2 separate regions of the Homo sapiens genome follow, and region 1 is linked to region 2. The links are chromatin contacts, found by Hi-C or POLR2A ChIA-PET in ENCODE. All regions are on one chromosome and are shown on one strand. The core of a region is the stretch at or near the end of the contact, and the rest is flanking DNA. Distances in the headings are between cores, read along the strand shown.

What was found. A loop is a pair of places that touch in the nucleus more often than their neighbours do. ChIA-PET counts read pairs that join two places held with the same protein, here RNA polymerase II (POLR2A). Pooled maps may share reads with other maps.
Region 1: a loop to region 2 is called in a map with no recorded cell type, with 5 times the contacts of the local background. The contact joins two enhancer-like sites. A Hi-C loop is called at or near these places in 2 of 37 single-sample maps with no recorded cell type and 11 of 50 pooled maps. POLR2A ChIA-PET finds 5 or more read pairs at or near these places in 1 of 52 experiments (A549).

Annotation. Positions count from the first base shown.
Region 1 is chr20:18,003,398-18,007,713 of GRCh38, reverse strand. No RefSeq gene overlaps it. Among named protein-coding and RNA genes, the nearest start is that of MGME1, 37 kb to the right of the region's middle. RefSeq lists enhancers at 1-307, 1,886-1,945, 1,994-2,555. Within about 2 kb of position 2,218, at least 5 of the 41 ENCODE cell types and tissues checked have a DNase peak (open chromatin) inside an H3K27ac peak, as active enhancers do.
Region 2 is chr20:17,822,684-17,826,746 of GRCh38, reverse strand. The region is part of intron 2 of LOC107985440 (a long non-coding RNA gene); the gene reads left to right. Among named protein-coding and RNA genes, the nearest start is that of BANF2, 120 kb to the right of the region's middle. Within about 2 kb of position 1,351, at least 7 of the 41 ENCODE cell types and tissues checked have a DNase peak (open chromatin) inside an H3K27ac peak, as active enhancers do.

The DNA of each region.
Region 1 (4,316 bases), core at 969-3,468, 180 kb before region 2:
AGACTACCTGGAAGGGGAGCCCAGTTGACCAAACACCCCCACTGAGCCCATCCCCCCAGCCATCCCTGCCAGGACACCAAACATGTAAGTGAGGCATCCCGGCCGTTCCAGCCTGGCCAAGCGCCAGTGGACTGTAGCTGCAGAGAAAATCTGCATAGAACAAAAGTACTGCCGAGCTGAGCCCAGTTAGTCCACAGAATCATGAGAGATAAGCAAATGATTGTTGTTTCAAGTCACTTAGTCTTGAGGTGGCTTAGCATGCAGTGAGATGACTGGAACACCTTCCCTGGCCACCCAAACTCAAATACTCAAATTGCATTTTCTTTCCTTTGCTTTTCTTCTTCCCTTTTTTTTTTTTTTTTTTTTTTTTGACAGAGTCTGGCTCTGTCGCCCAGGCTGGAGTGCGATGGTGCAATCTTGGCTCACTGCAACCTCCGCCTCCCAGGTTCAAACCATTCTCCTGCCTCACTCTCCCAAGTAGTTGGGACTACAGGCGTCCGCCACCATGCCCAGCTAATTTTTATATTTTTTGGTAGAGACAGGGTTTTGCCATGTTGGCCAGGCTGGTCTTGAACTCCTGACCTCAGGTGATCCACCCGCCTTGGCCTCCCAAAGTGCTATGATTACAGGTGTGAGCCACTACACCTGGCCCCTGTGCTTTTCTTCACACTTAAAATCTCCTGACATTTGTACATATATTTGTTTACTGTCCAGCCCTCCCACAGGTCTGTAATCTCGAAGAGGTGGGGAATTTTGTTGAATTTGCTCACTGCTTTCTTCCTGGAGCTCAAGACAGTGCCTAGATCAACACAGGCACTCAATAAATATTTGTAGAAAGAATGTATAAGTATCCATGGCCAGGCGCGGTGGCTCACACCTGTAATCTTAGCACTTTTGGAGGCCAACGTGGGCAGATCATTTGAGCCCAGGAGTATGAGAACGGCCTGGGCAACATAGGGAGACCTTCTCTCTAAAATAAATTAAAAAAAAAATAGGCCCGGCACGGTGGGTCATGCCTGTAATCCTAGCACTTTGGGAGGCCGAGGTGAGTGGATCACTTGAGGTCAAACGTTCGAGACCAGCCTGGCCAACAAAATGAAACCCCATCTATACTAAATATACAAAAAAATTAGCCAGGCATGGTGGTGCACGCCTGTAATCCCGGCTGGTTGGGGAGGCTGAGACGGGAGAATCGCTTGAACTGGGGAGGCGGAGGTTGCAGTGAGCTGAGATCATCCCATTGCACTCCAGCCTGGGTGACAGAGCGAGACTTCATCTCAAAAAAAAAAAAAAAAAGAAAAGAAAAAAATTTAAATAATAAATAAATATCCAATCTTCTAAGATCCAAACAGTCCTGCTTTTAGAATGACCCCTTTACCCTGAGAAAACAAAACAGAACAAAACACTCAATCCCCAGCTTGCAGGGGCACACGCTGTTCTGCGAGGTACATCCTGCAACTGACCTCAGGCATGAAAATCCACACATTTTTCTTGAACTGCACCGTGGAAGATTGATTGGAAAACGAACTGAACATTTAAAAATAAACAATGACTTTAAACAAACTGAGTTCTATGTTTGGACAATCTCCTCTATTCTGGGAGGAAGGGGTGAAGAGCTCTCAGGGCAGAGGGCCCTGCTCTAGCTGCCCCTGAGTCCCAGGGCCCCCTCCCTGCAGCCTTCGCCACATACCAATTCCTCCGCAAGAGGCCTCCTGAGCTCTGGGAGTCCTGCCTTCTACGCAAAGGGGCAGATTTGTGTCACCACCACCGTCCACACAGTTGCTATTTCAGTTGTCCCCCCTGTTCTGTCAGCCTGACATTTCCCCAGCCGATTCCAAGCCCAGTGTACCATTTTAGCTGACGTGGGTGAGCGTTTCGTGGGGACAGCAGATGGATGGAATGACAAATAGCAGGATGGTGGGGACAGCTGAGAAGTGCTTTTTCCTGTGTCGGATCTGTTGGCTGTGCACGTGCCCCGACGTAGTCTAGACACACTGTGGGGGCAGCGCATGTGCCAGGGCCCAGCCGGCGCGCGGGCTTCCATTTCTTTCTTTGCTGCTAATCGTGCCCATTCACACAGCCAATCAGCCAACTAGCCAGTTGTCTTGGTTTGAGCTCCAGCAGAAGCAGACCCCAAGATAGTAGTTTCTTTGACCCAGAAAGCGTGAGATGGTAGAGGGGAAGTGAGACTGAAAGAGAAGGCAGAGTGGTTATGAGCAGTCACTGCTGTGGACAGCCAGGGCTCAGTGCTGCTGGGTCTGGCCAGGTGACTGTGCAGAACCTGCCCCAGGGTTGTCCCGTGCTGGGCTATTCATCCACTAACTGCTGGTTTTCATTGCTTAAGTGTTGCCCCAGGGTGTTAACTCCATGGAACTTTGGCCTGATCCGCACCCAGACAAAACCCGCAGGCAGAAATTCTCAGGTTCTTAGTAAGAAGCCATCATTTGGAACAGCGAGTGTGAGGGTATGGTCATTTGTAACACTGACCTGTGTGTCTGCCACATACCAGGCACTGAGTTAGACCAGGGGCAGAGGAAACATAAAATGGGAGGTTTAGGCCGGGCACGGTGGCTCATGCATGTAATCTCAGCACTTTGGAAGGCTGAGTTGGGTGGATCACTTGAGGTCAAAAGTTCGAGACCAGCCTAGGCAAAATTGCAAGACCCCTGTCTCTACAAAAACTGTTAAAATCAGCCAGGCATAGTAGCACATGCCTACAGTCCCAGCTACATAAGAGGCTGAGGTGGGAGGATCACTAGAGTCCAGGAGTTCGAGGCTGCAGTGAGCCATGTTGGCACCAGTGTTGCACTCCAGCCTGGGCAACAGAGCAAGTCACTGTCTCAAAAAAATAATAATAATTTGAAAGTTGGAGGCTTGCCCAGAGTCTAGTGGGGAGATGGATATACAAGCAGATGTGGTGAATACCTTGGCAGAGCCCTGTGTCAAATGCAACAGTAGACAGAACAACCACGGACCATTCCTGGGAAGCTTCGCAGCGCAGGGAACATGAGCTGGGTCTTGTGAGCAAGACTCGAGTTCAGGGTTACGTAAGTGTAGTTCACAGTTCACAGTCTCTCCACACATATGGTGGCTGCCTTCCATGATGGGACAGCTGGGACTCCCTGTCAGTTAGAAGTTCTTGGAATTCCTAACCAGGGAGCTGCTTCTTGAGCATTCAGCAAAGAAACCTACCAAAGGAAGGGGCAGAGGCCTCTCGATCAATTCCATGTCCTGGGGTGACACCTGAGCTGCCGTGCAGGGAGTGAGGGCTGCCTGGTTGTCCTGGTGACAAGCTGGAGGTCCTGGAACTGGAAAGCAGTTGGAGAGGCCACCAGTCCTCTCATCTCTAGGCCCTACCACTGGCTGGCTCCTTGATTTTAGAGGCCCCCATGGATGTGGGAGGGATGCCATCACACTGTCATTTGTTCCCCTGGTTAATGAGCTGGTTCTCCCTTCCTCACAGCTCACCTCCTCATGCCTAGCCTCAGGGAATAGCCTTACAATCTGCTCTATTTATTCAGCATTTTACAGACTATGAGGGCTTGTGACATGTAGGCTCACAATTGGTTCTTAAGGGACCCTGTGAGGCAGGCAAGCTGTCATTAACTGCATTTTTCTTGAGAATCCCCAGGCCTCCAAATGTCGACAGGTGAGTTCAAGGTTACACAGCTAGGAGGTGGAAAGTCCCTGAGCCACACCAGGTCTTTGCCCCATGTCCTATATGTGTCTCGAGCTTCATGAAGGGGAAAGTTGTTAAACGGGCGATTTTCTCCCTCTTGTTTCTGGTCTAGCCTCAGCATTTCCTAAACGACTTGAGACAATTTTATGTACTGTGCTGTGCTGCTCTAAATAACATTGGAGTACACCGCAAAAAAGTGTATCCATTTTCTATATTTCTGATTCTGTTTGGAAGAAAATCTCTGTAGATAACACAGCCTTTGTCACTGGCCTTTTGTTCGAATATCTTCCTTTTATAAAAGAGAGAGCAGCCCTCAGATTCTGCTTTTGGAAAGCAGAAGTGAGTTAGAATTACTAGCCCTGGTTTGTGGTTGTTTTTGAAACAGAGTCTCACTCTGTTGCCCAGGCTGGAATGCAGTGGTGCGATCTCAGCTCACTGCAACCTCCACCTCCTGGGTTTAAGCAATTCTTGTGCCTCAGCCTCCCGAGTAGCTGGGATTACAGGTATGTGCCACCATGCCCGACTAATTTTTGTATTTTTAGTAGAGACTATGTTGGCCAGGCTGGTCTCGAACTCCTGACCTCAAGTGATCCACCCACCTCGGCCTCCCAAAGTGCTGGGATTACAGGTGTGAGTC
Region 2 (4,063 bases), core at 102-2,601:
TGTTTCTGCCACTGCTATCATTCAGAGATTGAATCTAATTCCCTGCTCTTGGACCTGAGGTGACCTTTGACTTCTTTTAATGAGTAGAATGCAGTGCAAGTGATGCTATATAAGTATAATGGTTTCAGTCATTTTCAGCTTCTGCCTTTACTTCTTTAATGGCTCCTTCTTGGACCCTCACTGCCATTCTGTGAGGAAGCCCAGGCAGCCAAGTGGAGAGGCCCACACAGAGGAACCAAGGCTGCCAGTCAACAGCTCCGCAGATCCCCAGCCAGTAGCCCGGTGGAGCCATGTGAGTGAGGCAATTCTGTAACCTTCCAGCCATCCCAGGGTCCCAGCTAACACTAGGCAAAGCAAAGGAAACACCCGGTCAACCCACAGAATGGAGAGAAATGATACATTTTTGTCGTTTTGAGTCACCAAGTTTCAGAGTATTTTGTGACTCAGAAATAGGTGGCTGAAGCAGGGCCACTTCTGCTCTGCAGGTGGGCACAGGCCAGTCTGCTGGAAGGGTATGTGTGTTGAACTGGCTCTGAGGCCTTGTGAGGTTAGACGTGCTGGAAGATCCTAATAGGGAAAGGTTTCTTTACAAAAATTATACTTATCAAAGTTATATATATACACACACAGACACATATGTGTGTGCGTGTGTGTGTGTGTGTGTTATATAGTGGCAACAACTCAGTTACATCAGAAAGGCTTACAATGAAAAGCAATCGTGTCTCTCCTGCTGTACTTGCCCCTGTTCACTCCCAGTCCTACTCCCCCAAGACAGCATCTTTTGCCAGTTGCTGTTTATGGATTTTCTCCACACTCCAAATCACATACTTATACCTCCGTTCCTCAGTTACCATCTTTAGACAACAGCTATTCACTCCCCAATACCTAAGATGAGCATTTAGCTCACTACTCCCAATGTCTGAACTTTCATGACTATTTTTGACTCCTGCATGAGCATTTCCTCTTCTGACAGCAGTCGCTGATTCCCAGCTCTGTAAGATGAGGACATCAGTGCCCCTCCCTTTCTTTCTGCTTTTCTCTTCCCTTCTTCAATCACTCGTGTTTTGTGCCTCTGCTTCTACCACTTCATAGCACTGTGGTGTTTAATCTCGGGTGCCTGGGCTTCCTGGGAGAGCAGCCATGAATTCCTTAAAATTAAGTGTAAAATTGTGTGTGTGTATTTATGATCCATTTCCTGGGGAGAGTCCAGAGCTTTCATCAGACACTCCCAGAGGGGTCAAGCTCGGGTGCTGTATGGGACTCTGTACTGAGGTCTTCCGTCCGCCACCAGAGCCACCCTCATCCTTCTTCAGACTTCCGGCTGGGTGTGGCCAATGGGGGGCCCGGGCAGGAGTAGCAGGAAGGGGACGAGGAGAGTGAGGAAAGGCATTTGCTTATTCCTGTGGCTCCGTCTCTGCTGGGTCATCTCGGGCTGGTTGAGTCTCAGCTGAAGGACCTTACTCCGCCAACGGTTGCCTTTTCCACGTAGCTATCTCCTTTGGTAAAGGCTTAATTGTTCCTAGCCCCAGGTCACTGCATTTTTCTTGGTGGTCTTATACACCCTGCCCATACCTTTGTAAACAGTCCTTTTAATAAGTCATCTGGAATTCTCTTAATTTGATTGTGACATTTGTTTCCTGTTGGGACTCTGTAATGACCATGTTCCTCGGACACAAACTCTGAGACAGAGGTTATATGCAGGAAGTTTTCGGACAGTGCTCTTGGGCAGAGGGAGGAGTTGAACTGCGATGTTGTCACCATGAGGGCTGGAGCTGGCCCTGTGGGAGATCTGAAGCTGGGATAGTCTTTGGAGTTATTCCAGTCCAGGCAAGGGGGCCCAAATGACCAGACATTGGATGCCAGGAGGGGACATAAGCTTGGTCAAAGTGGGTCTCTTCAGGTGAGGGCAGTTCTCAGGAAGGGCCCCCTGGCAGCAGGGACAGCCTGGCCTCTAGGGCAAGGAGAGCCTGGGTCTCAAAGCGGGAGGGGTTGGGGGTTATGGGGAGGCCCCTGGAATGCACTGCAGACCCAACCTTGGTCTGGTCGCTAGGCCGGGCCTTTTGTTCGCTGCATCCTGACACCTAGCACAGTGTCCCACACAGTGTAGGAGCTCAGCCAATATTTGTTGAATGAATGACTGAATGGAGTAACAACAAGCTTCTTTAATTGATTAAAATTCATAAAACTCAGAGCGCTTATGTATCGCTGCTTTTTTCAATTTTTATTTTTTAACTTTTTGTTTTGAAATACTTTCACACTTAGAAAAAAACTTATAAAAATGAGACAAAAATCATCCAGGTTTCCCAACTTGTAACATTTGCCTCTCTCTCTTATATATGTGTGTATATACACGTATTCACATATATATACGCAAACTGTTATTAATTTCTGAAACACTTTAGAAAGTTGGAGACCTCCTGCCCCTTTATCGTTAAATATTTCAGCATCTATCTCCTAAACATGAAGACATCTTCTTACACACCTGCGGTGCAATTTATCAAATTCAAGAGATAGAACACTGACTCATAGCTACTATCTGATGTACAGTCCCTTATAGAAACTCCCTCCCCACGTCAAGGATTTGATCCCGGATTACACCCTGCCCTCCACTGTCTTGTCTCTTGGTCTTTTTCCTTTGTCCTTCATGGCCCTGGCATTTTAAAGGACCCATTGTTTCAGGAAATGCTCTCAAGTTCAGGTCTGTCTGTTTCCTTATGATCAGATGAAGGCTGTGCCATTGGCAGGAACCACTCTTCATCTCCAAACCTAGTGGGTTCAAAGTTCACTGCGTCTCTCTTCCCTGTACTCTCCTCAGGGAGGAGCCACTATACCCAGTTTCTATTCTTAGGTCCAAGGGTGAAATCACCTACTCAAGGTCGCACACTTAATGACTGAGCTAAGTCCAGGTACCCTTAGCTGCCGCTCAGCATCTTTTTCACCACACCTGGTAAAAGAAGGGACTTCCACAAACACTTCCCCTCTCCCTTGGCCTCTGGAGGAGGCACCCACTTCCTAACCCAGCCCTTCGTTGTGCTAACTGGGGTAATGGGCTACCTTGATTTTCAAAATAAAGCCTCTAGAGCTGCTCTCAGAAGGGAAACCTCTGGAAGAGGGCTTGTAGGAGGGGGAGGAGGGAGAAGGGGGAGTGAGACAGGACGCTGGCAGGGCGGAGAGTTTGAGGGTGAGAGGGAGGGCTGGGTGAGCCCCTGCCCTGTGGCGTGGGCTTTGGAGACAGAGACGGACAGAAGGACTCTGTAAGAAGTTTGCAGTGGGCAGCGTTGGGTTTGGCACATGGCTCCCGACCCCCAACTCTTTCCTCTCCTCCTATGTTTGCCTGCTCAAGAGACTTGAGAAAAAAAAAGGTTTTCAGGGCTTTGGGAGAGGTCTGTGTTTATTCAAAGGCCACTGTGTTTAGATGGGCCCCAGCATGGCCCAGTTATATCCTGGTTACATATGAATGGCGGTGATTTCATTTGGATCAAGGATAAGAGATATGTTTGTGTAATAAACACTTAGAGATGAAACAGGTTGTCCTGGCAGGGTTCCCCAAGGGACTTTTCTAGAGCCGGGGTCGTCAGGGTTGTTGAGTTGGAAAAGACCCCAGAAAGAGCTCTTCTTTATTTCCCTCCAGTTATTTCCCTCCAGTTATTTCGTGAGTGCAAGTTTTGTGTCCCCAGACAGGCTGAACCTTCCAAGGCGCAAGCGTTAGGCCCTGTGAGCCCTCGTTCTGCCACATACTGCCTGTTGAAGTCTCTCACCTCTTTGGGCCTCAGCTCCTTCACCTATGAAATGGGCTTATAAATAGCGACTCTCAGACAGGATGTGCATGGATTAAATGGGATGCTGCCTCCCGACGCACTAGATGGGCTGTAGAGCATGGCACGTGTGTAAGGAACACACGTGTCATTCAGGACAGTGCCAGGGGGTTGGTGGAATACTACAGGACAGAGGAACAAAGCACTGATCTGCCAGCCCCAGGCATCTCAAGTTCAAACTCACCGTGAGCTTTCCCTGTCCTGGCTTCCCCTTGTCACAGTGGAGACGGGCCCAAGAGGGACCTGAG